Linked DNA regions of Homo sapiens: all the other regions are linked to region 1. A link is a contact called in ENCODE Hi-C or POLR2A ChIA-PET data. All regions are on one chromosome and are shown on one strand. Each heading gives the region's core, a stretch centred on a gene start or an enhancer-like site at or near the end of the contact. The rest is flanking DNA. Distances are from core to core; before and after follow the strand shown.

Region 1 (4,299 bases), core at 1,318-3,817:
CAGAGCTGACAACATTGCCACAGCCCACGTGCTTCCTCCCTAATCTGGCTGACCATAACAGCATCCTGTCTTCATTTTTCCATCCTCCTCGCTCCAGTATATCTTCTGTACTACCTCAGGATTATCTGTGGAAGACCTGTCTCATGCCTCCTCTACCTAAAATTTTACAGTGGTTTCTCCATTACCGCAGAATAAAACTTTTTTTTCTTTTTTTTGAGACGGAGTCTTGTTCTGTCGCCCAGGCTGGAGTGCAGTGGGGCGATCTTGGCTCACTGCAACCGCCGCCTCCTGGGTTCACGCGATTCTCCTGCCTCAGCCTCCCGAATAGCTGGGGTTACAGGCGCACACCACCACCCCCGGCTAATTTTTTGTGTATTTTTAGTAGAGGGGCTTTCACTATGTTGGCCAGACTGGTCTCGAACTCCTGACCTCGTGATCCGCCCACCTTGGCCTCCCAAAGTGCTGAGATTACAGGTGTGAGCCACTGCGCCGGGCCAAAACTCTAAGCCTGCCACTCCGGGACATTCTTGGTCCTATTCCAGCTCCTCCTTCATTCTCATTTTGGCTCCTGTCACATGAACTATTGGCCATTCTCTTTTTTGCTTCTGGGATTGTAATCTGTTAAAATCCTTTCACTCCTCTCAGTCTGGTTCTCCATGGGCAAGACAGTGGTGATTCTTCCAGTGCTTATCTTCCAGGATGTTTTAGGGTCCAGTCTCTGCAGCACTTCTTCCCCTTGCTAAATGCTTTCCTAATGTTTCCAGCATTCAATAGAAATTCCTTTGGATCCAGTCCTTTTAAAAATTTATTTTGAAATAATTTTACATTTACAGAGCTGTTGCAAAAATGGTTAAGAGTTCCTGCACAGTCTTCACCCAGCTTTCTCCAATGTTATGATCCCATATAACCATGCTAGAATTACCAAAACTAATAAATTAACACTGGTAAAAATAACACTAAACTACAGCCCTTACTCAGATTTCACCAATTTTCCCACCCATGTTATTTTTCTTTCTCCTTACTCCTCTAATCTGTGACAGTTCCGCATTCATTCCTTGCTTTCATGACTTTGAGATTTTGGGGGGCGGGGGCGGGGTACAGGTATCTTGTAGAACATCCCTCACACTGGATTTAGTGAAATTTTCTCATGGTTTAAGGCTGGGAGTTTTTGTGGAAAATGACTCGGAGGTGATGTGCCCTTAACGCATTTTTATCGGGGCACACGGCATCAATATCTCCCCTTGCCAGTAATACTAACTTTGATCTGGTTACGGTGGTGTCTGCTAGGTTTCTTCGCAGTAAAGTCAATCCTCTTAACATGCAGACACTCCTGGAAGGAGAACCAAATCCTTCCTCACTGAAGAGCAGCTACTGTGGAATGAAACTTTGGAGTTAGATCATCGTTGAATCCAGCAAGCTACAGTGCCTGGGAGAAACAGCATTTATAAAGTATCGAGGTTACCGATACTTCCCTGAAGCTACCGGAGATAACGTTATGTGCGTGTTCAGCACAGTAATGTGGCACAGGGTTCACTAAACGGCAGCATGTTTTAACAGAAGTTATTTACTCCTAGAGGACCCAGAAACGTTTGCGGCCTGCCGGAACAGGACAACATAGGGCTCTGGGAAGAGTCCCCCTTTCAGAGGTGAGAACAAGACAGAACACACAGATGTGAAGTGCCTTCTGCTAGGTAACGCGAGGCGGGGCTGAGCTCGGATTCTAAAGACTCCCAGGCCAGCCCTAACCAATTCATCTCCGAGCTTGCACGGCATCTTACCCGGAGACTCGAGGTACCTGACTCCAGCCCCACCCCAGGCCTGCCCGATCCCGAAGCGCATTTTGGCCCTGGGCCTCTCTCTGGCTCAGTCTGGGCGCAAAGCGGGTCTCAGCAACCGTCCCACTTGCCTTCATACCCTCCCACCACGCTCCACTCAGGGACTCCAGAACCAGCTTAGACCTCCATTGAGAGCTGAAAGCCTCTTCCGATACCGAGAACCAGCACTGAAAGCCTCTTCCGATACCGAGAACCAGCATGGTTTTTGTTTTGTTTTGTTTTAGTCAGGGTCTCTTGCTCTGTCGCCCAGGCTGGGGTGCAGTGGCGCAATCTCGGCTCACTGCAGCCTCGAACTCCTGGTCAGGCGATCCTCCTACCTCAGCCTCTGGAGTAACTGGAACTACACGAGCGCGCCACCACGCCCGGCTAATTTTGTTTATTTTTTAGTAGAGAAGGGGTCTCTCCATGTTGCCCAGGCTGGTCTCGAACTCTTGGGCTCAAGCAATCCTTCCGACTCGGCCTCCCAAAGTGCTGGAATTACAGGCGTAAGCCACCGCGTCCAGCCAGAACCAGCATCTTTTCTGCACGGCTGGAGTTGGGAATTTTCCACAGCTTAGCGCACTGCTCCTTAGCTTTTCGCTTTGCCACAGTGGAAAGCAGATTTTCCAAGAATCCTGGCGGAGCCAAGATCGGCTCGCCCGCCCCCGCCTCACGCTGGCTCCTGATAGGCAGCTAGAGCTGTCCGTTTTGACAGAAACCTTTGCGCAGGCGCAGAAAGGCACAGGACTCGCTAAGTGTTCGCTACGCGGGGCTACCGGATCGGTCGGAAATGGTGAGCGTGCGCCGGGGTCTTGTGGCTGGCGGCCGCCCACCACCCCACGCCAGGCCTTCAGTCTTCCGAGGATGAGGGGATCTCAGAGCTCCGGACAGGGAATCGGTGGTGGCTGGGCGTGGCCGGGCCCGGGCCCCAGCCGACTTGAGGGTGGAACCCGGCGGCGGAGGCCTCTAAAGCCTGACCGAGGCGGGGCCGCCGGATCCCGCTGCCCCTTGACCGGAAGCGGGAGCCCAGCCTCGGCCAGGAAGAGATGATGGGCGAGGGGTGGGCGGCGGCCCTGCAGCCTAGAGTTTTGGGGCCTTGGTGCGCGATGGCAACCCTGGCAACGTTTCCCGGGAGCTCAGTTTGTGGCAGGCTCTGCCAAGCACTTTATGTATCTTGTATTTCCTCCGCCTCCTCCCAGCTCTGTGAGGTAGATACAATCTTTAGTCCCATTTTGTTATACATATCTGTTATTCAGCGCCCCGAGAAGCCAAGTGCTTTGCCCCAGGAAATAGTGGAGATGGATTTGAACCCTAGAAGCTTGACGGCCGCCACTCTGTCGGCGTGGTTCTTTCTAGCCGCTGGGACTGGGTGCCAGAGTCAGGAACGGGCGGGGTCTGCTCTTGGGGATCCCAAAGCTTGCTTTCTACCTTGCTTGCTGCAGCTGTGGGTTCTCAACGCCGTTACAGGTTTTGTGTTTGTAATCCTCACAGCTTGGGCAAAATTTGAAAAAGTTTCAAATTTTAAGCCATGTGAATATATTACTTTTTCAAAAATCTTATTTAGAAATCTAGAGCTTGTAATAAAAAAATTGAAAAAAGAAACCGTGTCATCACCTAGAGGCAACCACTTACAGTAGTCATATGACTTCTAGTCTTTTTTGCTTGTTTTTGGTTTATACAGTTTAGCCCCTATTGAATGTGCAATTGTGGGTTCTGTGTTTTTCATTATTACACCACAATATCTCCACATCATTACAAACATGTAATAATGCTTCAAATATGTATAACTTCATTTTTCACATCACTTCTTAAGCTGTAAAAAAAATTGATATATAATAGTTGTACACATTTATGTTGTAGATATACATGTAATATTTTGATACATGCATATGATGTGTAATGATCAAATCAGGCTATATTTATTATAGAATATCCATCACCTTAAACATTCATTATTTCTTTTTTTTTTTTTTTTTTTGAGATGGAGTGTGTCTCTGTCGCTCAGGCTGGAGTGCAGTGGCACCATCTTAGTTCACTGCCACCTCCGCCTCCCAGGTTCAAGTGATTCTCCCGCCTCAGCCTCCCGAGTAGCTGGGACTACAGGCGCCCACCACCACGCCCAGCTAATTTTTTGTATTTTTAGTAGAGACGGGGTTTCACCGTGTTAGTCCGCCTCAACACGGTGGTCTCGATCTCCTGACCTCGTGATCTGCTCGCCTCAGCCTCCCAAAGTGCTGGGATTACAGGCGTGAGCCACCACGCCTGGCCCACATTTTCTTTATCCATTTACCTATTGATGGACGCTAATTCCATAATTTAGCTATTATGAATAGTGCTGCAATATGAACATGAGGATGTAGGGATGCCTTTGATGTACTAATTTCCGTTCCTTTGAATAAATACCCAGTAGTGGTATTGCTGATTTATGGTAGGTTTTTTTTTTCGTTTTTGTTGTTGTTTTTGTTTTGTTTTGTTTTTTCGATGC
Region 2 (4,299 bases), core at 1,335-3,834, 960 kb before region 1:
GATCAGTTGTACATTTCAAATTCTAAACATTTTTTTGAGCATTGTTAAACACTGTCAAGCCGTGTGGATGTGAAGGTGAATAAGACAGAATAGTGAATAAGATAGCCTTTGTTGTCACAGGAGTTTGCAAGATTATCTAACATTTAGGAAGTGAGACAAATGGGCTTATGCTGTCCCCTGCACCCCAGCAAATGTGTGAAATGTCCCCTTGCTTGTCACTCCACTTCATCGTCCTTCTGCACGTTTAATGCTGTCCATACATGCTGACTTCCTCCTGCTTCTTTCTGCTAGTCATACCTTTTACCATCTCAGGGTTCCTATATTATTCTGTTCCCTCTGCCTGAAATACTTCTGAATATTCTTCATCTCCACCCCATCCCCCTTTTTAACCTGATCTACTTCTCCTCTGTCAAATTTCATTTCATCAGAGATTATGTCTATATAGCACACCCCTTAACTCTAGTCCCTGCTGTGAAGCTCATAGTTCTGGTTTTTTTCTTTATAGCACTTAGTATATATTATTATGTTTGTTTGTATGATAATTACATTACTTTTCTCAATAGACTGTAAGCTCCCTGAGAGCAGAGACTATTTTTCTTTACTGTGTCTCCTGCACTTAGTGTAACCTCAGTAGGTGTTTGAGTATTAGAACTTTTTTTTGTAAAGCTACGTTGTTGCTATAAATCAGAGTTTAGTTTATGTTTTTTGTTTTAGAGGGAGTTTCACTCTGTTACCCAGGCGGGAGTGCAATGGTGCACAGTCTTGGCTCACTGCAGCCTCCACCTCCCGGGTTCAAGCAGTTCTCCTGTCTCAGCCTCCCGAGTAGCTGGGACTACAGGTGCACGCCACTACGCCTGGCTAATTTTTTGTGTGTATTTTTAGTAGAGACATGGTTTCACCATATTGGTCAGGCTGGTCTCGAACTCCTGACCTCAAGTAATCTACCAGCCTCAGCCTCCCAAAGTGCTGGGATTACAGGCGTGAGCCACCATGCCCAGCCAGAGTTTAGTTTTTTGTAAAGGGTCATATAGTGACCGTTTTTGGCTTTGTGGGCCACACGATCTCTGTCCCAACCCTGCTAATGCGGCAGGAAAGCAGCCATAGATAGACAATATGTAAAGGAATGGGCATGGTCCTTTTCCAGTGAAACTTTGTTTACTAAAACGCTAAGCAGGCTATAAGTTTGCTGACTTCTACTATAAATCATCATCCCCTGATCTTGTTGGACTTGAAAGCCCTTGTTATGCAATCTTGCAAATCCCCTCTTAGGGTTTTTTGAAAAATGATTTTATTTTTGTATGGTAGATGTTAAAGAGGTGATTTTTAAAAAGTCTGATCTTAAAGTAATGTAAAATACAATCTTAAATATATTAATTATATATTTTTAGTTTCTCCAGTTTACTAGTAGGCATATGCTTTTGTTAACTTTACATTTGTATTTAAGTAAAACATGATTCTTGATATTGATGTTAAAATAAAAAGATTGGTTTGGTTTTGGGATAGATTAAAATGTAGATTGAAATTTTACAATGCGTTTCATTTTCAAAAAAGACTATTTTTGCAACCTGATGCTTGAAATACCATATAATATTATTTTGTTCTTAAGTGACAGATGAAGAAACATTCCAGGTTGCTGTTTGCAGAACTTCTGTGCAAGTAAGGAGTTATTACAATGAAAAGCAAATTCACTATAAGCACCAGTGTTTATTTTTCTTACTTTTTTCTTTTTTTTTTTTTTTTTCAGACAGTGTTGCTCTGTCACCCAAGCTGGAGTGCAGAGGCATGATCTCAGCTCACTGCAGCCTTCGCCTCCTGGGTTCAAGTGATTCTCCTGCCTCAGTCTCCTGAGTGGGATTACAGGCTTGTGCCACCTGGCCCAGCTAGGTTTTGTATTTTTAGTAGAGACGGGGTTTCACCATGTTGACCAGGCTGTTCTCGAACTCCTGACCTCAAGTGATCTGCCCACCTCAGCCTCCTAAATTGCTGGGGTTACAGGGGTGAGCCACTGCGCCCGGCCTATTTTTCTTTTTTCTTTTCTTTTCTTTTCTTTCCTTTTCCTTTTTCTTTTCTTTTTTTTTTTTTTTTTTTTTTTGAGATGGAGTTTCGCTTTTGTTGTCCAGGTTGGAGTGCAGTGGAGTGATCTCAGCCTCCCAAATTGCTGGGGTTACAGGTGTGAGCCACTGCGCCTGGCTGTTTTTCTTTTTTAACGTTGTTTGAAAGTCTAGAATCATTTTTATGTGCTAGATGAGAGATTTGATCTGATAAATCAAACTCAGATGTCTGCATCTCAAGTGTATTTGTAGAATTATTTTTCTGTTTTCTATTAATTTAGATTGAATGTCAGAGTACCCATTATAGGTATTAAAATGAATATTACATAAGAAAAAATAACAACTTAAAAATGTTCAGAATTGTTTAAATAAAAACTTTAGACAGACATTTAGCAGAATTTAGGTGAGCATTAAAGGATTCAGGCAGCATTCAAAACTGGAAGAAGTTCAGAGAGCTCTGCTTTAGAAGCAGGCTTTTATAGGCTGAACGCTGTAGCAAAGTAAAGGAATTACTTGATTGGCTGTAGCTAGGCACTTGCCTTATTTGGATATGATCCAGTGGAAAGTCCCTAGTTAGAGGTTTGTTTTTGATTGGTTAAGCTTAAGTTTCATTTTATGTTTACATTGGGCTTCAGTTTGCTTACTAGGCACTGGAGCCAGCTGTCTCAGCCTAATGGCTGCCCAATTTAAAAAAAAAAAAACATTAAAATGGCATGTAGTTGTCATCATCAGAGTAAGAAACCAAAGAAGAGACCGTCATGAATGGGATCATTAGATCATGGACTGACACACATGTTCACTTAATACCCACAAGAGTGTCTTCACACTTTTTTGTCATGGATGGGACTTGTTTTCTGTTTTTTGTTTTGTTTTGTTTTTGATACAGTAAAATACTTAGGAGTTCTTGCAACTTTCTATAAGTTGTTTACATTTTACTCCAATTGCTTTATCATTGTGTGTATTTTGGAGGTACAGTTTTTTTCCTGAACCACTCTGAAAGTGGAAATATGCCCTTTTATCCCTAAATACTTAAATGCATATTTCCTGAAATCAAAGGCATTTTCTTACATAACCACACATAACCACAGTACAATTATCAAAATCAGAAAATGTAATAATGATACCATACTATTAACCTGATTCACAGACTATATTCAGGTTTTATAAATTATTTCAATAATGTCTTTTATAGCTCTTATACCTCAATCCAATTCAGTCTGTCATCACACACTGAATTTAACTGGCATGTCTCTTTCTTCCTTGCCTTTCCCCTTTCCTCTTTCCTTTTTTCTTCTTTCTTAGAGACAGGGTCTCATTCTGGTGCCCAGGCTAGGGTGCAGTGGTGCAATAATGGCTCACTGCAGCCTTGACCTCCTGGACTCAGGCAATCCCCCAACCTCAGCCTCCTGAATACTTGGGAATATAGGCACATGCCATTATGCCTGGCTAATTTTTTTTACTTTTTGTAGAGATGGAGTCTCACTACGTTGCTCCGGCTGGTCTCGAACTCCTTACCTTAAGTAAGCCACCTTCCTTGGCCTCCCAAAGTTTTGGGATTACAAATGTGAGCCACTGCGGCTCTTTAATTTTTCTTATTCTAAAACAGTTCTTCAGCCTGCCTGCCTCCTCTTCTCCCCTCCTGGTACTTTTCTTTTCTTGACCATTCCAATTTTGAATACAGACCAGTTGTTCTGTACTTAGTTTGGGTTTCGTTGCCGTTACCTTATGATTACATTAATGTTACGAATTTCAGGCTGGAATACTATAGAAGGGATGTATTCTCCTTAATGCCTCATTTAAGGAGGCACATAATCAGTGTGTCTCAATATTAGTGATTGGTTAATCATTGTATTAAGGTCATGTCTGCCAGGTTACTCCACTGCAAAAATTACTATCCTCTTTGTGATTAATAAGTAATTTGTTGGGTATATTTAGAGATGATGAAGTTGTCCTGTTTTTCATTAGTTTTCTATTCACTAGTAGTCTCAGCATCTAGTGGTGATTTTCTTTTTTCTAATTTTTAATTTTTTTTTGTAGAGACAAGGTCTCACTATGTTGCCCAAGCAGATTTTGAACTCCTGGCCTAAAGTGATTGTTCCACCTTGACCTCCCAGAGTGCTGACATTATAAGCATGAGCAGCTGCACCCTACTAGTGGTAATTTTCTAATTCCATCATTGTTTCTGCATTTACATATTGGCATTCTAATGAAGGAATGCTTTCCTTTCTTCCTTGTTGATTGGTTAAAA
Region 3 (4,299 bases), core at 1,228-3,727, 940 kb after region 1:
GCACCTGTGGTTCCAGCTATTGGGGAGGCTGAGGCAGAAGAATGGCGTGAACCCGGATGGTGGAGCTTGCAGTGAGCCGAGATTGCGCCGCTGCACTCCAGCCTGGGCGACAAAGCAAGACCCCGTCTCAAAAAGAAAAGAAACAGAAGACTATCCTAGAAAGTATAGGGTATTACTTTAGATAGCATGGTCAGGGAAGACCTAGTTGAGGAAGTATCATTTAAGCTGGGACCTGAAGGACAGGAAGGTACCAGCTAGGCCAAGAGCTGGGGGAAAAGTGGTCTAGGTAGCTGGCATAGTGTATGCAAACGCCCTGAGGCAGAAAAGAGCTTGATGTGCATAATATTTAGATTGTTTCATTTGTATTTCAAATATTGTTGCAGTGAACATTCAAGCACAATGCCTGTTGTGGGATTATTTCCCTAGGATGGAATCCCACACCACTGCTTCTTTGCATCGTTTTCTCTGTCTAGTGCCTGGAGATGTTCCTTTTCCCCTCTCTAGATAGTTTGCCTTTCAGAATCCGTGTCCTTCCTTCCCCTTTTACTCTCCACTTTCTCTATTTCTCAAATTAGCTATTAAGATCTTTTTTGTGTTCTTACAGGAGAAAGATAAAATATAGCTTTTAAGCGTTCCTTTCTCAGGTTACCTTTGGCTGTGGATTAACCTGAAGCCTTGCTGTTTCACTCGAGCTATCCACTCATTCACCCATTCACTCAGCACTTATTGAGCACCTATTTTGTACCAGGCCTTGTGCTGAGCGCTATAGTCAGATGACCAAATTACAGTCTCTACGCTCAAGCTCACAATCTCATGCAGCGCTTCCTAAAACGTGTTCCCAATTATCAGAATCACCCTGGGTACTTTCTAAAATGCAGATTCCTGGACTCCACCCCCGGTTTAGGGATTCTCTGGGGGTGGAAACCAAGAGTCTGCATTTACCAGTTTTGTTTTTAATTCCTACTAAAAATTGAGAACCACTGAGTGCAAGAGTGAGGCAGGTAAATGGAGTTTACAACTCTAAGAAAGTGCATTAACAATTTATACACAAGGCCGGGCGCGGTGGCTCACGCCTGTAATCCCAGCCCTTTGGGAGGCCGAGGCGGGAGGATCACGAGGTCAAGAGAGATCGAGACCATCCTGGCCAACATGGTGAAATCCTGTCTCTACTAAAAATACAAAAATTAGCCGGGCGTGGTGGCGGGCGCCTGTAGTCCCAGCTACTCGGGAGGCTGAGGCAGGAGAATTACTTGAACCTGGGAGGCAGAGGTTGCAGTGAGCCGAGATCGTGCCAATGCACTCCAGCCTGGCGACAGAGCAAGACTCCATTTCAAAAAAAAAAAAAAAAATTTATACACAAAATGCTACAGGAATAACGCATGGGTCCTATTGGGAAGAAAAAGTTCTCTAGAAGTCAGGCTTAAGCAGAACTGCAGCTCCGGGACGGATTAAGTCAGGTAAAGGTAACACTCTGTGCAGAGACATGCAGACAAAACCGAGTGTTGAGTAAGTAACTCGCCTGTAAGTGTTATGCTGCCTGAAGCTTCTCGGAGCGTCTGAGCAGCAAGGTGAACAACCCTCAGAAACCGGTCGCGCTGCCAGTATTATCGCTAACCAGTGGCAGCGAGCCCCTTTGTTTCTCGGCAGTTGTAATTGTAGTCTGGTTTGTAGGTGGAGCTGTGCGCAGGCGCACCTAGAACCAGGTGACCTTGCACATGCGCTGTATGTAACACTGAAGCCAAAAGCGAAATGATTGAGGGCAATTTTTCTTTTCTGCTTCCGAAATGTCCCTTTCGCGAATCCAGAGACCCTGACCGTCCCCATTTCTGGCTAGGGATCTTATAATTCTTAAAATAATACCCCCTTTCCTTCAGGGCCTCTCTAGTAAGTCGGCTGCCAATACCCAACATGGCGGGAGGCCCTGCGCCGGCTCAGTCTGCCTATAGGTGCAGGACTTGGAGGGGCGGGCCCCTCCCAAAGGGCGGGAGTTTGGGGGGGCGGGGCCTGGCCCTCTGCCTCGGGGTGGGCTCCGCCCCCGTCCCCCGCAGGGCCTTAGCAGCGGCTGCCGCAGCTCAATCGCGGAGCAACTAGCCGGGCGTCTGCGGGAGCCGAGCGTGGTGAGGTGGGGCCTCAGGGGCAGGTGGGAGGTGCTCGGGTTAACCGTCCGAGGCCCGGAGACCCGCCCGTCTAGGGCGCCTGAGGGAATCCCGTTCGGGCAGCGGCCTCTTGTTACCCGGGAGGAACCCGAGGCCCAGAGAGGGGCTGGGACGCGTCGTTAGGGCCCGGGGCCCGCTTGCCTCAGCTTCTTGCTGCCGCCAGCACGCTAAGCTCCAGTCGGCGCCGAAGGAGAGCTTCCCGACCCTCGTGTCCAGTAGCCGCAATCCCAGGCTGGGAGGGTGAGGCGCCGCGCTCTGCCGCCCCCCCGCCCCTCGCTCCCTGTGTCCTGGCGGATTTGCACGTAATCTATCCGAAAGCCCAGTCCCACCCGCCACCCGACTCTGGAGCTCCCATTCTTCAGGACCCTGCTGAAGTATCGCTTCTCAGCCGCCTTCTCCAGGCGCAGCTGCATTCGCTTCTCGGTTTTTGCACTCGCTGTGCACCGAGTTACTTTCCCGGCCCCTCGTTGACACCGTAAGCTCGTTCGTTAGATGTTATGCCTTGCCTTTTTCATCTCTAGATCCCAGGGCCTAGCACGTGATGATAATAGTCATGGCTTACTGTACGGAATGATCACAAATTGTCAGGTGCTACTGAATGCATTACACATAAGGGCCCATTTATTTATTTATTTAGAGACGGAGTTTCGCGCTTGTTGCCCAGGCTGGAGTGCAATGGCGCGATCTCGGCTCACCTCAACCTCCGCCTCCCGGGTTCAAGCGATTCTCCTGCCTCAGCCTCCCAAGTAGCTGGGATTGCAGGCATGCGCCACCACACCCGGCTAATTTTATGTTTTTAGTAGAGACGGGGTTTCTCCATGTTGGTCAGGCTGATCTCGAACTCCCGACCTCAGGTGATCCGCCCGCTTCGGCCTCCCAAAGTGCTGGGATTACAGGCGTGAGCCACCGCGCTCAGCCAAAGGCCTATTTAATCTTCCCAACAATCCTATGGGGTGAGTTCTTTCTATAGCTTCACGTTTTACCCATGAAGAAACTGAGGTATTCATAGAAAAAGTAATTTGCCAGGAGTCCCACAACTAATAAGTGGATGGAGCTGGGAAACTGTCCCCAGGGCATTTGATGACTTGACTAGATTGCCTTTGGGTTTAATCAACGTCTGTTGAATTGATCTTTACTTTGGCCCTGGGAGTTATTGGAGGCTAGGCTTGTGATCAGTATTTTACCGCGAAGGCTTAGAAAGGAGAACTGGTCCCAGATTTATAGAGGTCACAACAAAACCAAGGCTACTGGTACGCCCTCTGTTCCTTTAGTTCTTCTATCTTTCTTTGCTCCTTTTCGATCAGAAAGCTGCAGACATAGGTGTCATTATCGCTCACTATTTAAGAAGTGCCCCTCACAGAGCTGTGAGTTCGTAGTCCATGCTTTAACTAATGTAATGTTCATGCTTTAACAGCTAATGTAATGGAGAGAGTGTAGAATTTGGAATCAGATTGGGGTTCAGTCATTGCTCTGCCACTGACCAAGCTATAAGTTATATGCCTCCCCCCACTTTTTTTTTTTTTTTTGAGACCTGGTCTCAGTCACCCAGGCTGGAGTGCAGTGGTGCGATCTGGGTTCACTGGAACATCCTGTCTCCCAGGTTCAGGCGATTCTCCCGCCTCAGCCTCCTGAGTAGCTGGGATTACAGGCGCCCGCCACCGTGCCTGGCTAATTTTTGTATTTCTAGGAGAGATGGGGTTTTGCCATGTTGGCCAAGCTGGTCTCGAACTCCTGGCCTCAAATGATCTGCCCAACTCAGCCTCCCAAAGTGCTGGGATTACAGTTGTGAGCCACCACACCCAGCCTGTTTTTTTGCTTTTTATATAGGTAATAGAGCTGTTAGCATTTTGCAAGACCATTGGTGATAATATGGATCATGTTACCTAATGTCCTATAATAGTCAGTAATAATGGGCACTTGTTATAAACCAGGCTGTGTTTTAGGTAGGAGCTGGGAATACAGCATTCGATAAAACAATGCTTTTGCACTTGTGGAATTTGCATTTTGGTAAGTATATTACATAATAATTAGATAGGGACAGAAAAAGCATGGTAAGGTAAATAAAAGTACTAGTGTTATGTGGAGAGGTGATAGTATTTTATTTATTTATTTATTTGAGCATCTTGTCCCAGGCTGGAGTGCA
Region 4 (4,299 bases), core at 699-3,198, 850 kb before region 1:
TTCCCTACCATCCACATGGTTACAATCAGGGTAACCATGTTCTTCCATGGGGCTGCACCTCCTGCCCATACAGTGATTGGCCCAAGCTGGTCCTGTCAGCCCCTCCCCCTAGGACTGTGATTCAGGAGCTGTAAGAGACCATGTTCTCTACTTGAACATGCACAGGCTAAGCCAGCCTTCAGAATAAAAACACAATGCAGGCCAAGCGCAGTGGATCACGCCTGTAAACCCAGCACTTTGGGAGGCTGAGGCAGGCAGATCACGAGGTCAGGAGATCGAGACCATCCTGGCTAACACGGTGAAACCCCGTCTCTACTAAAAATACAAAAAACTAGCCAGGCATCATGGCGGGCGCCTGTAGTCCCAGCTACTCGGGAGACTAAGGCAGGGGAATTGAACCCAGGAGGCAGAGGTTGCAGTGAGCTGAGATCACACCACTGCACTCCAGCCTGGGCAAGAGAGCGAGACTCCATCTCAAAAAACAAACAACACAATGCAGTGCACATCCTGGGTTCCCCACAGCCCCGCAGTCAGATTCTGTTCCTGAAACCTGATTTCACCCTTGCTCTTGATATCCATAACATGTAAGATCCTTTCAATAAAGTCCTTATTTTGGGTTACATTCACCTGAGTCTTCTACCTGCAACCAAACTGGTCCTCAGGAGGATGAGGCTTTGCAGAGACAAGAAGTGACCTCTTTCCTGTGTGGGGGGATTATTACTACCTTTTGGAGGAGAAAACCGAACCCAGAGAAAGATCAAGACTTGCTTAGGACTGCACAGTGAGTCAGCTTCAGAACTGAGTCTTGCTGGGTGCGGTGGCTCACACCTGTAATCCTAGCACTTTGGGAGTCCAAGGCAGGTGGATCACCTGAGGTCAGGAGTTCGAGACCAGCCTGGCCAACGTGGCGAAACCCTGTCTCCACTAAAAATACAAAAATTAGCCGCGTATGGTGGTGCATGCCTGTAGTCCCAGCTACTCAGGAGGCTGAGGCAGGAGAATCACTTGAACTCGGAAGGCAGAGGTTGCACTGAGCTGAGATTGCAACGCTGCACGCCCAGCCTGGGTGACCGAGACTCCGTCTCAAAAATAATAATAATAAAAAAAAGAACTGAGTCTCAAACTGAGGCCCACGTGAATCCATCCGTGGAAGCCCATAAAGGTAGGGCCAGAGCCTCTCGGGGGCTCTTCAGGGAAGCTGCAGATCTGTGATGAAAAAGCTTTTTCTTCAGCACTGGGAGGGGTAGGGGGCCACACATCTGGACAGAGTACATCAGATAATTCTAAGTGGTTTGGGAAAGGAATCAGACTGTGCTGGGCTGCTGAAGCCAGACCCCTGGATGCCAAAATCACTGCCCTTGGCTCTGTCCAGAAGAGAGGATGGGTCCAGGGAGTTGTCATAAGGTAGGGAGCTGCGAAGTGCAGCTGCTGGGGAGTGAGGTCACAATGAGCCCAATCCAAGTTCTTTTCTGCCTTCTGACCAGCCCCTCCCCTCTCCACAACCAGGAACTTCCGTCAAGCCCAGGTGAGAGGTGCCAGGAGGCTGCCTGGGTCCTCAAGGGGGATATATGTCCAAATGGCCTTACCACAAGGCCCCTTCGCCCTCAAAGTTCTGCTCCTCCCGGGGGCTTCTTAGGATCTAAAAGGATCAGTCCTAGCCATCTCGTCAGCCATCTCAGCAAGGGCTGACGGGGCGGAACAGCAAAGCAGAGGCGGGTCCTGAGAGCGTGGAGCCTGAAGCCCGGCGCCAGAGGGAGACCAAGAGGGTGAGATGCGGCTGGAACCCAGCCAGAGCGGAGACTGAAGCCTGAACTAGGGGCCGGGCCTCAGGCCTAGGAACTAGCCACGAGCTGAAAAGGAGGCGGATGGCCCGGACAGAAGAGGCGGGGCTTTCAGACCAGAGGGCGGAGCCAAGAGCTGAAAAGGGTGGTGATTTGGTCCAGAAGAGGAAGAACTTAGGCTCCGGAGGCAGAGCCAAAGGCTGAAGGGGACTACTCCCTAGGACAGAGGCCGGGAGGTATCGGGCCGACGAAGCCGAGTGGCGCGGAGGAGCGGAGCCTTCAGCCCCGCGGCTGGGCCGAGCCCGAAGGTGGCGTCGGTGTCGGGGAGCCGCCGCGTGCACCGGCCGTCCTCCCTGGGCCGCATCGCGGTGGTGGTGGACCAGGGCTCGGGCTTCACCAAGGCGGGCTTCGCGGGCGAGAACCAGCCGCGCATAGTGCTGAAGAGCTCTAGCTTGGTGCCCAGCTGGGACCGGCCGGTGCTGCCCGGAGCGCCGGGCTGCGAGCTGGCGGGCGGCGTGGCGCGGGCGCACCCCATCAAGCACGGCGTGGTGGCGGACTGGGAGGCGCTGGAAGGGCTGTGGGAGCGCCTGCTGGTGGGCGGCCTGCGGGTGTGCCCAGAGCAGTGGCCCGTGCTGGTGAGCGACTCGCCGTTGGCGCCGCCCGCGGGCCGCGAAAGGGTGGCGGAGCTGCTGTTCGAGACCCTGGCAGTGCCCGCGTGCCACATGGCTAGCACCGCGTTGCTGGCGCTCTGCTCCACCGGCGCGTTCAGCGGGCTGGCCGTGGAGGCGGGCGCGGGCGTGTGCCACGCCACGCCCATCTACGCGGGTCACTCGTGGCACCAGGCCACCTTCCGACTGAACGTGGCAGGCAGCACCCTGTCGCGCTACCTGCGGGATCTGCTGGTGGCGGCGAACCCTGACCTCTTGCAGCAGGCCCTGCCCCGCAAGGCCATCACACATCTCAAGAAGCGCAGCTGCTACGTGTCCCTGGACTTCGAGGGCGACCTCCGCGACCCCGCCCGCCACCATCCGGCCAGTTTCAGCGTGGGTAACGGGTGCTGCGTCTGCCTCAGCAGTGAGCGCTTCCGCTGCCCCGAACCCATCTTCCAGCCGGGCCTGCTGGGCCAGGCTGAGCAGGGGCTGCCCGCGCTGGCCTTCCGGGCGCTGCAGAAGATGCCCAAAACGCTGCGGACACGCCTGGCAGACACCGTGGTGCTAGCCGGCGGCTCCACACTGTTTCCTGGCTTCGCCGAGCGCCTGGACAAGGAGCTGGAGGCGCAGTGCCGGCGGCACGGCTACGCGGCCCTGCGGCCCCACCTGGTGGCCAAGCATGGGCGTGGCATGGCTGTGTGGACCGGCGGCTCCATGGTGGCCTCCCTGCACTCCTTCCAGCGCCGCTGGATAACTCGGGCCATGTACCAGGAGTGTGGCTCCAGGCTGCTGTACGATGTGTTCAACTGAGTCAGGCTGGACTGGGGGGGGTGGCACTGCGTTGGGGGACAGCTCTCTATCTAAAGAGTCAAGTGTTTGGAGCTGGCAGGGTCCTCCTGGAGGTTGGAGCTGACTGGATGGGTCACCCCCATACCCTTTCTGGGCCAGGAGAAGGTATTTGGGACCCATGGGACCCTCATTTTGAACTGCAGTTTGAATCTCCCCAACCACTGCCAGTTCAGAGAATGCCAGTCCAGCTGCCTACCCACAGGGCCCTACTTTATGGCAATAAAGGTGATGCCCCACTTGTGTCCATGCCACAGATATGGGAGTTCCTCCAAACCCTCGTCATGTACCATTTGGACATACATCCGATGCCAGGCCCCAAGGGGCGATCCCTTGAAAAGCTACTAAATCTCATGTGAAAGTCACCAGGAGGAGGAGCCCTGTGCCTAGCCATGTGCTCAGGTCATTGTTGACTATGAGTGCCTCAGTTTCCCCTTCTGTAAAAAGTGGGGTCAGGCACAATCCCGGGCCTGCTCACTGCTCCCTCCCCCTTACAAGAGCTATGGAGCAAAGGGAGGTGGAGATATTTCTTGAACACACAAAGGGAAGGGCAGCTTATTTTTTGGAAGTCACCACTCAAGGGCCTCAAGCCCTGGCTATCAGCACTGTTCGAGCTTGTGTATACACGTGTCCACACAAACGCGTGGGTGTTCACGTACCTGCCTACTCACGTATGTCCTCGGGCCAGGCCCTGCCCTGTGAACCTGTGAGCACAGCCTTCCACGCCTAGCCCAGCCCTGAATGATATCCCACCACAGTTGTGATGGGCCAGCAACTAAAGCAACAGCAGCCCCTAGTATGAAGCACCCAGTGTATGCCAGACATTATTCTGGGTGCTGGAAACAGAATAAAACAGACAAAAATCCCTGCCTTCGTTCTCACTGGTCACAGTGATGTATGAAGGGCAGCTCTATTGTTATGATGGTTTACAGATGAGGAAACAGGCCCAGAGAGGTCAAGGGGCACAGCTACAAAGTGGGAGCCAGGATTTGAACCCAAGCCCCTAGCTCTATAACCCTGAG
Region 5 (4,299 bases), core at 750-3,249, 800 kb before region 1:
CCATCCTGGCTAACACGGTGAAACCCTGTCTCTACTAAAAATACAAAAAAATTAGCCGGGCGTGGTGGTGGGTGCCTGTAGTCCCAGCTACTCAGGAGGCTGAGGCAGGAGAATGGTGTGAACCTGGGAGACGGAGCTTGCAGTGAGCCGAGATTGCGCCACTGCACTCCAGCCTGGGCAACAGAGCGACACTCCATCTCAAAAAAAAAAAAAAAAAAAAAAAAAAAAAACTTGGCAAAAGGGTTACTGATGTTATCTCAGGGCACATCAAGGATATGCCCTTGGCCAGACCCAGTGGGAACCAGTTCTACCTGACTCTTGAGTGTCCATGGGAGCCAAGAGCCTGGCACTGGTGCCAGGCATCCTTGGGTTTGAATCCCGGCTCCAACCGTGACCAAGTGCTGTGGCCACGAGCAATGGGTCTACCTCTGAGCTACAGCCTTTTCATCTGGAAAATGGGGACAATGGCAATTCTGATCTTGCACACTTATTCATTCATTCAATAAATATTTCAGAAACTACTAAATACCAGGTGCTAGTAATACACCAAGGAACAAAATAGATAAAGTTATGGCCTCATGAAACTTTCTTTTTTTTCCTTTTGAGATGGAGTTTCACTCTGTCACCCAGGCTGGAGTGCAGTGGCACAATCTCAGCTCACTGCAACCTCCACCTCCTGGGTTCAAGCGGTTCTCCTGCCTCAGCCTCCCATGTAGCCGGGACTACAGGCATGTGACACTACACCCGGCTAATTTTTGTATTTTTGGTAGAAACGGGGTTTTGCCATGTTGGCCAGGCTAGTCTCGAACTCCTGACCTCAGATAATCCGCCTGCCTCGGCCTCCCAAAGTGCTAGGATTACAGGTGTGAGCCACCGTGGCCAGCCTGTGCTAAGCATTTCACACATATTGACTCAATCCTGATAGTATAAGTACTAGTACCATGCCCATTTTACAGATATTGAGGCTTAGAGAGGCTAAATGACTTCCTCCAGATCACACGGGTAGGTGGGGCCAGGGTTCAAGCCAAGGCATCCACATCCTTCCCACCATCCCACGTTGCCACTAGGATGCCAATTCTGGGGGACACAAACCACTTTCTCTGGTTTGTTCTCTGCTTTGTCCCCGGTTCTGGCACTGTAGGCCCTCAATAAATGGTGGCTGTTATGCACTAGGTTTAAAGGAGACTGAGCTCCCCTCTAGGCACCAGCCAGGGCAATGACCCCAAGACCTCTCTTGCAGGTAAGATGCCAGGATAGTTGCAGCTTCTTTTACATTCATTGTCACGTCCCAGGAGCCCCCTGAGCCGAACGGGACTTAGCGCTGGAGTCCTACAGGTGAGAAGTGAGAAGCAGGATGCAAGCCCATGGGCAAGCTTCATGGGGACAGAATAGACAGGAGGCATCCGCCTGCCAGCTAGAGGCCAGAGTCCAGTTCCCCATTGTGCAGATGGGGCCGTTGAGGCCCAAAGGCACACAGAGAGGTGAGGTGAACTGAACCCAAATGAGGGGATACAGAAGCTGGCATGGGAGGAGTCAAAGCAAGAGGGCCAGGCTGCAAAGGTTGGAAGACCCAGAAAATGTGCAGTGGGAGCCCCAGTTCAGAGCTGGGAAGGCGCGCAAGCCAAAATCCAGCTCCCATTGCACAGATGGTGACCTCCGAGACTTAGAGACACACGAGGACTGCTCCAGGGCAAACAGCACCGCGGCATCGGACTTCGAACTCGCGCCTCTGACCCCAGGCAGGACATCCCTCAGCCCCAGCCCGGCCCGACGGCCCCACTCACACAGCCCCGTTCCGGAAGCCCTTAAGCACGGCCAACGCAGCGTGGTAGCGGCGCTTGCGCAGCAGTGCGTTGACGACTACGAGCAGAGCCCTTAGCTGCGGCGGGGCTGCCATAGTGCGGGCTGCGCGCAGGGTCGGGGTTAGGAACTGTAAGCGCACTGACAGCCGGAGGTTCCAGCTGCGCGCCCACAGCCCCTCGGTAGCGCCGCCGACTCGTGGCGTCTATAGGCTGTTTCTGCGTCACTCATGCATGGAAGACCAATCAGAGAGCGTACTTGTCTCATGGGACAATAGCACTCATCGAAATAGTTGTCTGACTGGAAGAGAAAGGAAAGCTTGTAGCCAATCACAGTGGGCTCCGCCCAAGGTCACACACGATTTGTCCAATCAGAAGGCACTTTCCCTTGGGCCATGTTGGGTTCACGAGTGGGTTTGGAAGGAGGCGTGTACTTGGAAGGAGGGCTCCTGAATGAGGAGTGGCCCTGCTTAGAGATGGGATGGGCGACAGGTGATGATACAGGGAGGAGCAGGGCCCCATCTTTATGCGAGATAGTTCTGACTGGGATATCCTTTACCATAGCGATCTTCCCAGAGTGTCAGTCACATGGCCCCTCAATGGCTTCCATGTACGTATGTATGTTTTGAGATGCAGCCTCGCTCTGTCACCCAGGCTGGAGTGCAGTGGCGCGATCTCGGCTCACTGCAACCTCCACCCCCCAGGGTTCAAGCAGTTCTCCTGCCTCAGCCTCCTGAGTAGCTGGGACTACAGGCACCCACCACCATGCCTGGCAAATTTTTTTGTATTTTTAGTAGAGACGGGGTTTCACCATGTTGGCCAGGCTGCTCTCCTGACCTCAGGTGATCCACCTGCCTCGGCCTTCCAAAGTGCTGGGATTACAGGCGTGAACCCAGCCGGCGTCCACTTATTCTTAGAATCCAAACTCCTCCCCAAGGCCCAAGAGAGAAGACCTCCTGTGATCTGGTCCGTGCCTCTCCCTCTGACCCCACGTTCCAGCACTTGCCACCTCACTGCTTCCCAGCCAAACAGCCTCCTTTCTGTTCCTTGGGCCAAGAACCCTTCTACCTCAGGGCCTTTGCACTTGCTGGTTCCCTGCTTGATATTCGCCATCCTGGGCTCTTCCCATGATGGGCTTCTTCTCATCCTTCAGGTTTCAGCTCAAATGCCACTTCATCAGAGAGACTTTCTGAGACATCCAATTTGAAGTAGCACTGTCCACTCTGACTCATTACCCTGGCTCTTTTTTTTTTTTTTTTTTTTTTAGACTGAGTCTCGGATCTATCACCCAGGCTGGAGCGCAGTAGTGTGATCTCAGCTCACTTCAACTTCTGCCTCCCAGGTTCAAGGGATTCTTCTGCCTCAGCCTCCTGAGGAGCTAGGACTACAGGTGCATGCCACCACGCCCGGCTAATTTTTGTATTTTTAGTAAAGACGGGGTTTCACCATATTGGCCAGGCTAGTCCAAACTCCCGACCTTGTGATCCGCCCGCCTCGGCCTCCCAAAGTGCTGGAATTACAAATGTGAGCCATCGTGCCCGGCCACCCTGGTTCTTATGTGTTTTTTTTTTTTATAGAACTTTTGACACTTTAGACTTGTTTACTATGTGTTCATTGTCCATTGCCCTTATCAAACTGTAAATTCTATGAAGGAAGAAATCTTATTTGTCTTGTTTTCTGCTGTAACCCCAACACTAGGCACATGGTGGGTACTCAACACTTGCTTGTTTAAGCAACACATAGTTTTGGGTTGTCATCTCTGAGAGCATTGATGGGTGACATTAACATATGATGTCACTATGTGGAGTTGTCACTGAATAACAGCTACACACTGAGTGGTGGCTGTGACTTGTGAGGGTGTCCCCTGGTACTTGGGCCATATGGTATTTACCAGTGATGTTATTTGCTCAGTGTCAGGGGACAATTTCAGAGGTCAATGAAGGAGGGAGTTGTGCTGGGCCTATTTTGTCACTGAAACTGGGTTGTCCGGGATTTTTCTTTTGTGATGGTAGGCTACTTTATTCAGTTCATCCTTCCTCTGAAGATAATGACTATGTTAGATAATATATTAAAATATCCTCTTAAAAACACTGAAGTTCCTTGGCTGGGCACAGTGGCTCATGCCTGTAATCCCAGCACTTTGGGAAGCCGAGGCGGGCGGATCACTTGAAGCCAGGAGTTCGAGACCACCCCTGACCAACATGGTGAAACCCCGTCTCTAAAAAATTAAAAAACAAAAACAAAAACAAAAAAACACTGAAGCTCTGCCAGGTGCGGTAGGTAGCTCACGCCTGTAATCCCGGCACTTTGGGAAGCCAAGGTGGGTGGATCTCTTGAGCCCAGGAGTTCAAGACCAGCCTGGGCAACATGGCGAAAACCCATCTCTACTAAAAATACAAAAATTAGCCAGGCCTGGTGGCACACACCTGTAGTCCCAACTACAGGTGCGGGAGGATCACCTGAGCCTGGAGAGGTCAACACTGCGGTGAGCGGTGATCAC
Region 6 (4,299 bases), core at 739-3,238, 710 kb before region 1:
CCAAAGTCCTGGGATTACAGGCATGAGCCACCGCGCCCGGCCTTTTTTTTTTTTTTTTTTTTGACACGGAGTCTCTCTCTGTCGCCCAGGCTGGAGTGCAGTGGCGCAATCTCGGCTCACTGCAAGCTCTGCCTCCTGGGTTCACGCCATTCTCCTGCCTCAGCCTCCAGAGTAGCTGGGACTACAGGCACCCGCCGCCACCATGCCAGGCTAATTTTTTGTATTTTTAGTAGAGACGGGGTTTCACCTTGTTAGCCAGGATGGTCTCGATCTCCTGACCTCGTGATCCGCCCGCCTTGGCCTCCCAAAGTGCTGGGATTACAGGCGTGAGCCACCGCGCCCGGCTCCAGTAATTTTTTTTTTCTTTTTGAGACAGAATTTTGCTCTTTTCGCCCAGGCTGGAGTGCAATAGCACGATTTCAGTTTACTGCAACCTCTGCCTCTCAGGTTCAAGTGATTCTCCTGCCTCAGCCTCCCAAGTAGCTGGGATTACAGGCGTGCGCCACCACGCCCAGCTAATTTTTTTATTTTTATTTTTTATTTTTAGTAGAGATGGGGTTTCACCACGTTGGCCAGGCTGGTCTCAAACTCCTGACCTCAGGTGATCCATCCGCCTAGGCCTGCCAGAGTGCTGAGATTACAGGTGTGAGCCACTGTGCCCAGCCCATCCAGTAATTTTTATATTTTGCAGTCTAAACCTATTCCTAAGTCAGTGCAACCATCCATTACTTTCAGTAAGTGGCTTGGTGCCACTGGTTTTAGGAGATTCCTTGCTGAAGCCTTTATACAGGCTCAATGCTTTCTGGGGGGTAACAGGTTGCTGTCAGTTGGAACACATTTTTTGTTCGTGTCTTCCACGTATAAGCTTAATGCTTTTTCTTTTCTTTTGTAAAAAAATTTATTTTCTTTTTTTCCCCTGTAAGTAAGGATACAACTTAATGCCTTTTCTATCTTAACTAAGCACTTATCACACACTGTGGCTGTAACTTTTGCAGTTTGAGGTACGACAGCAAAACCAGCATGAATTTCTTTTTCCTCTTTCACAATTCTAGGGCTAGAAGATTCGTTCTTACTGCAGACCTCAGTAAGCTCAGCATACGATTTTTTTTCTTAAGCTCAGAACTTCCACATTTACATTTAAAGGAAGCACTTTACAGCTTCATTTTGGCATATCCAAACTGCCAGCATTACTACTCTTGCACTTTGGGGCCATTATATAGTAAAATGAGGGTTACTCGAACCAAAGCACTGCAACACCGTGGCAGTCCATCTGATAACTCCTAAGCTGGTAAGTAACTAACAGATGGTAGAGGTATGTTGGACAAAGGGATGATTCACATTGCAGGTAGGATGGAACAGGATAGCACGAGATTTCATTAGGCCAATGGAAATTAAAAACTTATGAACTGTTTATTTCTGGAATTTTCTATTTAATACTGTCAGACCTTAGCTGGCCAAGTGAAACTACTCAAAGTAAAATCTCAGATAAGGGGGACACTACCGTACTTAACTGGAGAAGATACTGCTTTGCTTCTGTGACCACAGAATTGACAGGTTGAAATTGGAAACAACTGTTGCCTTCACGCTTTTAAGACAACTTCACATGAATATACATGTGAAGTTCAAGCATGGCAGTATCCCATACTAGCAATAAATTTTTGAGCAGTGTTGCACACTTACTGTCATTTCTCTTACTGTTCTGCCACTCCTACAGAGCGCAGGCCAAGGAGACTACATTTCCCAGAATGCCACACGCCCTTTGACCCCAGCTACAGCAAAAGACGCGCCGGGGAGCGCCTGAAGCCGGAAGACTATAGCTTCCCGGCATGCAGCACGCTTCCCCCTATTAGATTTGAGGCGCGGCCGGCGCGTTGCCCACTGGGAGTTGTAGTCAGTGGCGCGTTGCCCTGACGCCTGCCGGGCCGGGCGTGGGGGCCTGTGGGAGGTGGCGCGGCCGGGCCCAGCTGCGGGGCGGAGGCGGAGGCGGAGGAGAGGCCTGCGGCGGCAGGGAGCGGCGGGACTGGGAGCGGGCGCCGGAGCCGACCCGAGCCGAGCCGAGCCGAGCCGAGCCGGAGCGGGCGGCGAAGGCCGGCGCGGCGAGCAGCAACCATGTCGGTGTTCGGGAAGCTGTTCGGGGCTGGAGGGGGTAAGGCCGGCAAGGGCGGCCCGACCCCCCAGGAGGCCATCCAGCGGCTGCGGGACACGGAAGAGATGTTAAGCAAGAAACAGGAGTTCCTGGAGAAGAAAATCGAGCAGGAGCTGACGGCCGCCAAGAAGCACGGCACCAAAAACAAGCGCGGTGAGGCTGCCCGGCCCCTTCAGACTTGCCACGGGCTCCCCCCAGGCTCCCCGGGCCCGGACTTCACCTTCATCAGACTCGCCTCGGGGTCTGGTCTGACCCTGGAACTCTCCGGGTCAGACTTCTTGCCGGGTCTGGGACCCCCTCCCCGACTCCCTTCAATGTCTCCCCGATCCCTGGACTTTTCCATCGTCAGACTTATTCTGCCCTCTCCCCTCAGCCTCTCTCCACCCCGCCAGGTCCCTTCAGACCCCAATCTCACAGCACTTTCCTCCGCCCTCACTCTGTCCCTTTCTCTTCCGCCTTTTCCTTCTCGCCTCACCCACCTGCCTAGCTACTGCCCCTGCCTCCTCCTCGGCTCATTTCTGCCCCCATCCTAGCATTTCTGTGCTTCCTGGTCCTACCTGTGCCCTCTCCCGACTCCTCGGTGGAATCTGTGAGCTGCCCCTTGGCCTCTCCCCTGTCCTCTTGTCTCAGAATTCTCGTTGAAAAGCCTCCTTGCTGGAGAGAAAAGGGGACTGGGGGAGATGAGACCCCCGATTCCTGCTCTATTCACTTGCTGAGTGAACTTGAGCAAGTTGCTTTCCCTTTGAGGCCTCAGTTTCCCCATCCGTCAGCCAGAGTTCGGCCTCTGTTGAGGCCTAAGGTGTTTTCCAGCGTTGTGATTCACTTTTTGTTGCCTCGTAGCTTGACCTTACCAAAGTTTCCCGTGGCGCAAGCCTTCACCCCATGACTCACCGCTTCCCCATCCGTCTGAACCAGAAATAGAGACTCCCGACTGCTCCCCAGTCCCCACTACTAGGATTCAGGGCCCCAGTATTGAATCTTGAGGCACTGCTTACTTTACTTCCTGTTGTCGTATGGCTTTCTGGGCATTCCAAGTGCTTTGTGTTTTTCTTAAGTGAGATGAATGTGAAAATGCTTTAAAACTGTAAAGCAGTTTAGAAATGTTTGCTTTTTCTTGTTATGGCCATGTGAGAGTGAATCACAGAACGACATCCCTTCCCCTTGAGAGGGGTTTAGGATTGAGGTAATTCACTCAGAAGTCTGCTAGTGACTAGCAGTGCGACCTTGAGCTCATTTACCTTTCTGAAAGGAAAATCATGGATTTACAGTGCTCAGCACATAGTAGGGGCTAAATCGATGTTTTCTCCATTCTAATAGGAGAACAAAATAGCCTATCTGGAGGATGCTTCTCTGCTGATAGTCAACAGATATTCTGGAAATTCTTTTTAGTGCCTGCTGCATGCGCTGTATTCATAGGGGTGAACAAAACACGGCCTCAACCCTAATGGGAGAGAAGACAGAAACAGGAAAATAAATGAAGAAAATATTGTCCGGGGGTGATAAGTACTAAACACACAAAAAGATGGTCTGATAGGGAGTGGTGGAGTGGGAGGGATGCCACTTTGGATAGAATGGTCAGGGAAGGCGTCTTTGAAAAGGTAAAGTTTGAACTGAGTCTGGAGAAGGAACCAGCTCTGTAAAAAAAAAAAAAAAAGGGGGAGGAGCCTTCTGGGCGTGGAAAGCAGCATGGGAAAAGGCTCGGAGGTTAGCAGGTTGTAAGAAACCGAAGAGAGAGACCCTTGTGTCCAGAATGTAGTGCTTGGAGGGAGAGTGGTATGGAATAAAGGGGGCGGGGCTTGGACTTTGAACCTGTTGGTGAAGAGTTTGAATTTTATTCCAAGTGGATGGAAAGTTTTTGGAGAGTATTTTGTTGGAACGTGTCCTTATTGACAGAGTTTTTAAAACATCATCTGGCTGCTCTTTGGAGAGTGGGTGGGGGATGCGGGTGGGAGCAGGGAGAACAGTGAGGAGGCAGCTGCAGTGGTCCATTTGTGGCTTGGACTCCAGCTTAGTTGTGGAGATGGGAACAGGGTTATATTTTGCTGTCTCTAGCTTTTTCCTCTGATGACTCTCCCTCAGTCCAGATCCTCTGTTTATGGTCATCAGAATCAGTGTTTTTAGCTTTCTGCATTTTGGAATGCAGGAGGAGGGTG
Region 7 (4,299 bases), core at 1,320-3,819, 630 kb after region 1:
TAAATGTTTGCTAAATAAATGAATCTGCATAAGTTGTAGTTCGTTTTTCCCCTATCTAGCTAGGCAACCACAGCCGGACGCTTCAGAATCATGAGATGCAAATAAAAGGCCTAGGAGAGGAATTCATTTTTCACCCACAGTCACGCTGCCAAAAGAGGAAGGATGTTGGTTATGTAACAGTGGAAAGGAAAAGAAACAGACGAGATACTTACCAGCAAGGTGTCCAGTGCATCAATTAGAGTCAGAGAAAAACTGCAAAAGGACAGAAATCCCAGCCGCTTAGTAAGAAAATCAAATACCAGATATTATGGCTGCCCTAGATCTGATCCCCCTAAAACTAAATGAGGCAAAGTAATGCCTCTGCCTGTCCCACTTACAGTCACAACAGAGAAACCACAGTGAAAATCGCAGGTATTCTCTGACCCACTTAATGCACCTGGGAGGGTTGGCTGATGTAGCTCAATTGTAATTAAATACATCACCTATAGTCTGGCATTCTCCTCTACCATTGGGAGGCAGTATAAGATTGCAGCTTAAAGCACAGGCCTTTCACCAATTTTCACCTCTAGGAATTTAATTCACAGTGAACAGCTGTTTGAGAGTGTTCATGGCAGTATTGCTTAGAACAGCAAGAGGCTGGAAAGAACCCAACTGTCCACCCATTAATGGGTGATTAAACTGTGTTATAAACAGTGCAAAACTATGAGTTATCAAAAAGATTGTTATCAAGACTTCTATGTGCTGATGGAAAGACATTCGAATTGTTTTTAATGAAAAAGTCAGGGTGGTTTAGTATGTTTCCATCTGTTTCAAAAAGACATGCTGACAGAAAGCAGACAGCAATTGTTAGGGTCAGTGGTGGTGCAGGGATGAACTATAAAGGGCCACAAGGGAACTTTTTAAAGTGACAGAAGTGTTTCATATCTTGACTGTGATGGTGGTCACTTCAAACGAGTGTAGGCTGGGCACAGTGGCTCATGCCTGTAATCCGCCAGCACTTTGGGAGGCCTAGGTGGGTGGATCACCTGAGGTCAGGAGTTCAAGACCAGCCTGGCCAAATGACAAAACCCCGTCTCCACAAAAAAATTAGCCGGGTGTGGTGGTGGGCTCCTGTAATCCCAACTACTTGGGAGGCTGAGGCAGGAGAATCGCTTGAAGCCAGGAGGCGGAGTTTGAAGTGAGCCAAGATCACGCCATTGCACTCCAGCCTGGGTAACAAGAGCGAAACTCCATCTCAAAAAAAAAAAAAAAAAAAAAAGAGTGTATTTTATTATATGTAAATTATGCCTTTAAGAAGTTCATTTTAAAAAGATACACATACACACATCTATATATATAATGGTATAAACCAAGAATATTTCTGGACAGATACAAAGGAAAGTTAATAGTTGGAATTCTAGGGTATGGGAGATATTTATTGTATATAATCTTTTACCACTTGAATTTGCCATTTGTATTTACTTTGTTTCAACTTAAAAAAATAAAAACCATCACAAGTTTTGAGTTTAATTTCTCCCGACCTTAGCACATTCGTGTGTAAAACAGGGATAATGGCACCTAACTCGTAGGGGTATTAAGATACTGAGCTGAGATCTGAATGACAAGCAGCAGCCAGTGATGGGAGGAAAATGGGGAGTGTATTTCAGGCACGGGGCACACCAACTACAAAGACTTAAGTTTTAGGAGTGTCACACTCCTTCCTGGATCTGAATGCCCACCTACATAATGAAAGGGGTGGGTTTTCTAATTCTTGGAGCCCTTCCACGGTATCTCGTTACTCCAGAAATTGCCTATGTCCCCACAGCTGATGCCTGTTACTGCTGGGGCTGAGCTCAGCGATCCAGCCCACCCGGCTAATCCAGGACTTTTTTTTTCACTGCGAGAGGCTAAGTGGATCCTGGAGGTGATAGTAAGAATTGCGGGGAGCGCGGCTCTAGCTCAGCTGGGAGCTTTCTGGTGCCGGTGAGGAGACCATGAAGCCACCAGCCCCAGCTGACCCGCCCGCCGAGGCCCAGAGAGTCAGACCCTGGCCGCCCCTTGCCCCTCCGCTCGCACTACCTGCCCCAGGTGTCGTGCCCGTCACAGGTGAGAGGTCGCAGCTCATCGAAGGGAAAGGCATTCTCCAGGTAGCTGTCGTAGGCGTGGTAGAACATGGCCTTGACTCGCTCCCTGGGTGGGGGACGAGAAATCAGGCATGGGGCAAGAACACAAAAACAAGCGGGGGAAGAACAAGATACAGGGCGGAAAGTGGGAATCACTAGCTGATTTCTCCCTGGGACCTAGCGGCTGTGTCGGAGCAAGTCGGGGTCTGGGATGGACGGAAAGGGAAAGGACCGGGTTCACGCTTCCCATTCCCCAACTGCGAAAGGGCGGGTCACAGTTCACCTGTAGTGGGCGGGATCTGGCGCGGAGCCGTCGGGACCTGGCGCACCATGGTGCTGAGGCAGCAGCGCGCACAGGAGGCCGAGCGGGATGAGCAGCCGGAAAGGCATAGAGCTCGTGTCCTCTCAGCGCCCCCGCAGCAGCAGCAGCCACTGCAACCAGTTCATCCTGGGAGCTGCTGCGGGTTCTTCCGGGAATCCGCGCCACTGCGCCTGCGCGCTGAGAAATCAGCCTCTCACTTCCGGACTACAAGCCCCTGAATGCAATGGGCAGCGAAACGCGGCCGAAGAGCAACTTCGGATGTACGGTTTCGGCAACACTGATCAACGTGTCTTAAAGTCAGTGGCTGTTGTTACTACTGTTATTAATTAATGTTTTAATAATAACAGCTAGCATGTATTGAGCACTTATTGTGTACTAGTACTGTACGGAGCATTTAAAATGCATTCTCTCATTCATTTTTTTCAACAACCTTATTAAGTATGAAGGCAGGGTAAGCATGAGAAATGTTCAGCCTTTACCATTATTACCTAGCAGGACAAGCCGCAGACAAAACTCCTCAGACACCGGGTTAAAGAAGGAAGGAGCTTTATTCGGCCGGGAGCGTCAGCTGACTCACTTCTCAAAAACGGAGCTCCCCGAGTGAGCAATTCCTGTCCCTTTTAAGAGCTTACAACTCTAAGGGGGTCCGCGTGAGAGGGTCGTGATTGATTGAGCAAGCAGGGGGTACGTGACTGATTACCGGTGCACCGGTAATCAGAACGGAACAGAACAGGACAGGGATTTTCACAATGCTTTTCCATACAATGTCTGGAATCTATAGATAATATAACCGGTTAGGTCAGGAGGGGTCGATCTTTAATTACCAGGCCTGGAATGCATCGCCGGGCTGTCTGACTACTGATTTCACTTCTGTCTTTCTTTTAACTCCTACATTTTCTTTGAGGCAGAAATTGGGCATAAGACAATATGAGGGGTGGTCTGCTCCCTTATTTAGGGATATTGAGTTTCCCAAACCAGTTACTTGTTGATTGTATAAGACACAACTCACATTTATTTGTCCAAAACTTCCACTCTTTTTTTTTTAAAACCTCTTGCATTTTCCGATGCTGTCACTCTTGAGGTTTCCTGAAATCCCGTCAGTTCTAGGAATTCATGACACTTCTCTCCTCCCAATTTGGGATGTGGTTACACAATCATGGTCCCTTCAGTCTCCATCTCAAACCGGAAGCTTTACCCCTGTCAGCCCTGTAGAATGTCTTGGGTAAGAATGAATACCCTGGTTGGGCGCGGTGGCTCACGCCTGTAATCCCAACACTTTGGGAGGTTGAGGTGCGTGGATCACCTGAGGTTAAGAGATAGAGACCAACCTGGCCAACATGGTGAAACCCCGTCTTTACTAAAAATACAAAAATTAGCCAGGGGTGGTGGCGGGTGCCTGTAAATCCCGGCTACTCGGAAGGCTGAGGCCGGAGAATCGCTTGAAACCGGAAGGCGGAGGTTGCAGTGAGCGAGGATCGCGCCACTCCACTCCAGCCTGGGCAAAACAGCAAAACTCCATATCAAAAAAAAAAAAAAAAAAAAAAAAAAAAAGACAAATGACTACCCTGGGGCACTATAGCTTTCAGGAGGTTTGTGATCCATTTCTCCATTCCCCTTATTCCCAAGTTTCTAAAATTTGGTCAGCACCTTAGACCACAGCAACACCCATGACTTTGGTCAGTGTGACATGCGGTAGAACCAACACTGGATTTGAAGTCAGATCTAGGATCCAGTTAATTACAACTCTGTCACTCATCTATAACCTGTGTATGTGACCCTCTCCTTCTCTGGGGCTAGCATCCTTGTCTATAAATAATGAGGAGTTTGAACAAATGGATCTTTAAGATCCTTTTCGGTCGAGCTTTCTATGATTCT

The links. A loop is a pair of places that touch in the nucleus more often than their neighbours do. ChIA-PET counts read pairs that join two places held with the same protein, here RNA polymerase II (POLR2A). Pooled maps may share reads with other maps.
Region 2: a loop to region 1 is called in a map of CD4-positive, alpha-beta memory T cell, with 11 times the contacts of the local background. The contact joins the enhancer-like site here to the promoter of DYNLRB1 in region 1. A Hi-C loop is called at or near these places in 1 of 168 maps with a recorded cell type or tissue (CD4-positive, alpha-beta memory T cell) and 5 of 50 pooled maps. POLR2A ChIA-PET finds 5 or more read pairs at or near these places in 2 of 52 experiments (GM12878 and naive thymus-derived CD8-positive, alpha-beta T cell).
Region 3: a pooled map shows a loop between it and region 1 (19-fold over the local background). The contact joins the promoter of CEP250 here to the promoter of DYNLRB1 in region 1. A Hi-C loop is called at or near these places in 5 of 50 pooled maps. POLR2A ChIA-PET finds 5 or more read pairs at or near these places in 2 of 52 experiments (CD4-positive, alpha-beta T cell and H1).
Region 4: a map of CD4-positive, alpha-beta T cell shows a loop between it and region 1 (10-fold over the local background). The contact joins the promoter of ACTL10 here to the promoter of DYNLRB1 in region 1. A Hi-C loop is called at or near these places in 1 of 168 maps with a recorded cell type or tissue (CD4-positive, alpha-beta T cell) and 1 of 50 pooled maps. POLR2A ChIA-PET finds 5 or more read pairs at or near these places in 1 of 52 experiments (IMR-90).
Region 5: a pooled map shows a loop between it and region 1 (6-fold over the local background). The contact joins the promoter of PXMP4 here to the promoter of DYNLRB1 in region 1. A Hi-C loop is called at or near these places in 6 of 50 pooled maps.
Region 6: a map of naive thymus-derived CD4-positive, alpha-beta T cell shows a loop between it and region 1 (13-fold over the local background). The contact joins the promoter of CHMP4B here to the promoter of DYNLRB1 in region 1. A Hi-C loop is called at or near these places in 1 of 168 maps with a recorded cell type or tissue (naive thymus-derived CD4-positive, alpha-beta T cell) and 9 of 50 pooled maps. POLR2A ChIA-PET finds 5 or more read pairs at or near these places in 1 of 52 experiments (activated CD4-positive, alpha-beta T cell).
Region 7: a loop to region 1 is called in a map of naive thymus-derived CD4-positive, alpha-beta T cell, with 11 times the contacts of the local background. The contact joins the promoter of EDEM2 here to the promoter of DYNLRB1 in region 1. A Hi-C loop is called at or near these places in 1 of 168 maps with a recorded cell type or tissue (naive thymus-derived CD4-positive, alpha-beta T cell), 1 of 37 single-sample maps with no recorded cell type and 7 of 50 pooled maps.

What each region holds. Positions count from the first base shown.
Region 1 is chr20:34,513,855-34,518,153 of GRCh38, forward strand. It overlaps DYNLRB1 (dynein light chain roadblock-type 1), which reads left to right and starts at 2,568. Exons shown (of 4, transcript NM_014183.4): 1 at 2,568-2,607. The coding sequence starts at 2,605. RefSeq lists enhancers at 1,590-1,649, 1,760-1,999, 2,388-3,253, 2,920-3,099 and a silencer at 2,460-2,569.
Region 2 is chr20:33,552,532-33,556,830 of GRCh38, forward strand. The region is part of intron 1 of CBFA2T2 (CBFA2/RUNX1 partner transcriptional co-repressor 2); the gene reads left to right. Among named protein-coding and RNA genes, the nearest start is that of CBFA2T2, 65 kb to the left of the region's middle. RefSeq lists an enhancer at 2,649-2,808. Within about 2 kb of position 2,585, at least 13 of the 41 ENCODE cell types and tissues checked have a DNase peak (open chromatin) inside an H3K27ac peak, as active enhancers do; they include GM12878, where a contact is called at or near this core.
Region 3 is chr20:35,453,121-35,457,419 of GRCh38, forward strand. CEP250 (centrosomal protein 250) reads left to right here and starts at 2,478. Exons shown (of 35, transcript NM_007186.6): 1 at 2,478-2,631. MIR1289-1 (microRNA 1289-1) reads right to left here and starts at 977; the gene lies at 834-977. It also overlaps a transcript of GDF5 not described here. RefSeq lists enhancers at 1,413-1,462, 1,723-1,872 and a silencer at 1,893-2,272.
Region 4 is chr20:33,664,995-33,669,293 of GRCh38, forward strand. ACTL10 (actin like 10) reads left to right here and starts at 1,949. Exons shown (of 1, transcript NM_001024675.2): 1 at 1,949-3,531. The coding sequence starts at 2,504. The coding sequence ends at 3,241. All of the region lies in intron 5 of NECAB3 (N-terminal EF-hand calcium binding protein 3), which reads right to left. RefSeq lists enhancers at 1,642-1,861, 2,672-2,751 and a silencer at 1,992-2,321.
Region 5 is chr20:33,718,311-33,722,609 of GRCh38, forward strand. It overlaps PXMP4 (peroxisomal membrane protein 4), which reads right to left and starts at 2,000. Exons shown (of 4, transcript NM_007238.5): 1 at 1,785-2,000. The coding sequence starts at 1,897. RefSeq lists an enhancer at 1,547-1,596.
Region 6 is chr20:33,809,360-33,813,658 of GRCh38, forward strand. It overlaps CHMP4B (charged multivesicular body protein 4B), which reads left to right and starts at 1,989. Exons shown (of 5, transcript NM_176812.5): 1 at 1,989-2,299. The coding sequence starts at 2,110. It overlaps ZNF341-AS1 (ZNF341 antisense RNA 1), which reads right to left and starts at 1,740. Exons shown (of 4, transcript NR_110623.1): 1 at 1,681-1,740. RefSeq lists enhancers at 1,664-1,958, 1,698-1,777, 2,544-3,384, 3,213-3,282 and a silencer at 1,838-2,117.
Region 7 is chr20:35,144,767-35,149,065 of GRCh38, forward strand. It overlaps EDEM2 (ER degradation enhancing alpha-mannosidase like protein 2), which reads right to left and starts at 2,570. Exons shown (of 11, transcript NM_018217.3): 1 at 2,386-2,570; 2 at 2,059-2,169; 3 at 213-252. The coding sequence starts at 2,492. MMP24-AS1-EDEM2 (MMP24-AS1-EDEM2 readthrough) reads right to left here. Exons shown (of 15, transcript NM_001355008.2): 6 at 2,059-2,169; 7 at 213-252. The coding sequence starts at 2,153. RefSeq lists enhancers at 1,752-2,355, 2,604-2,733.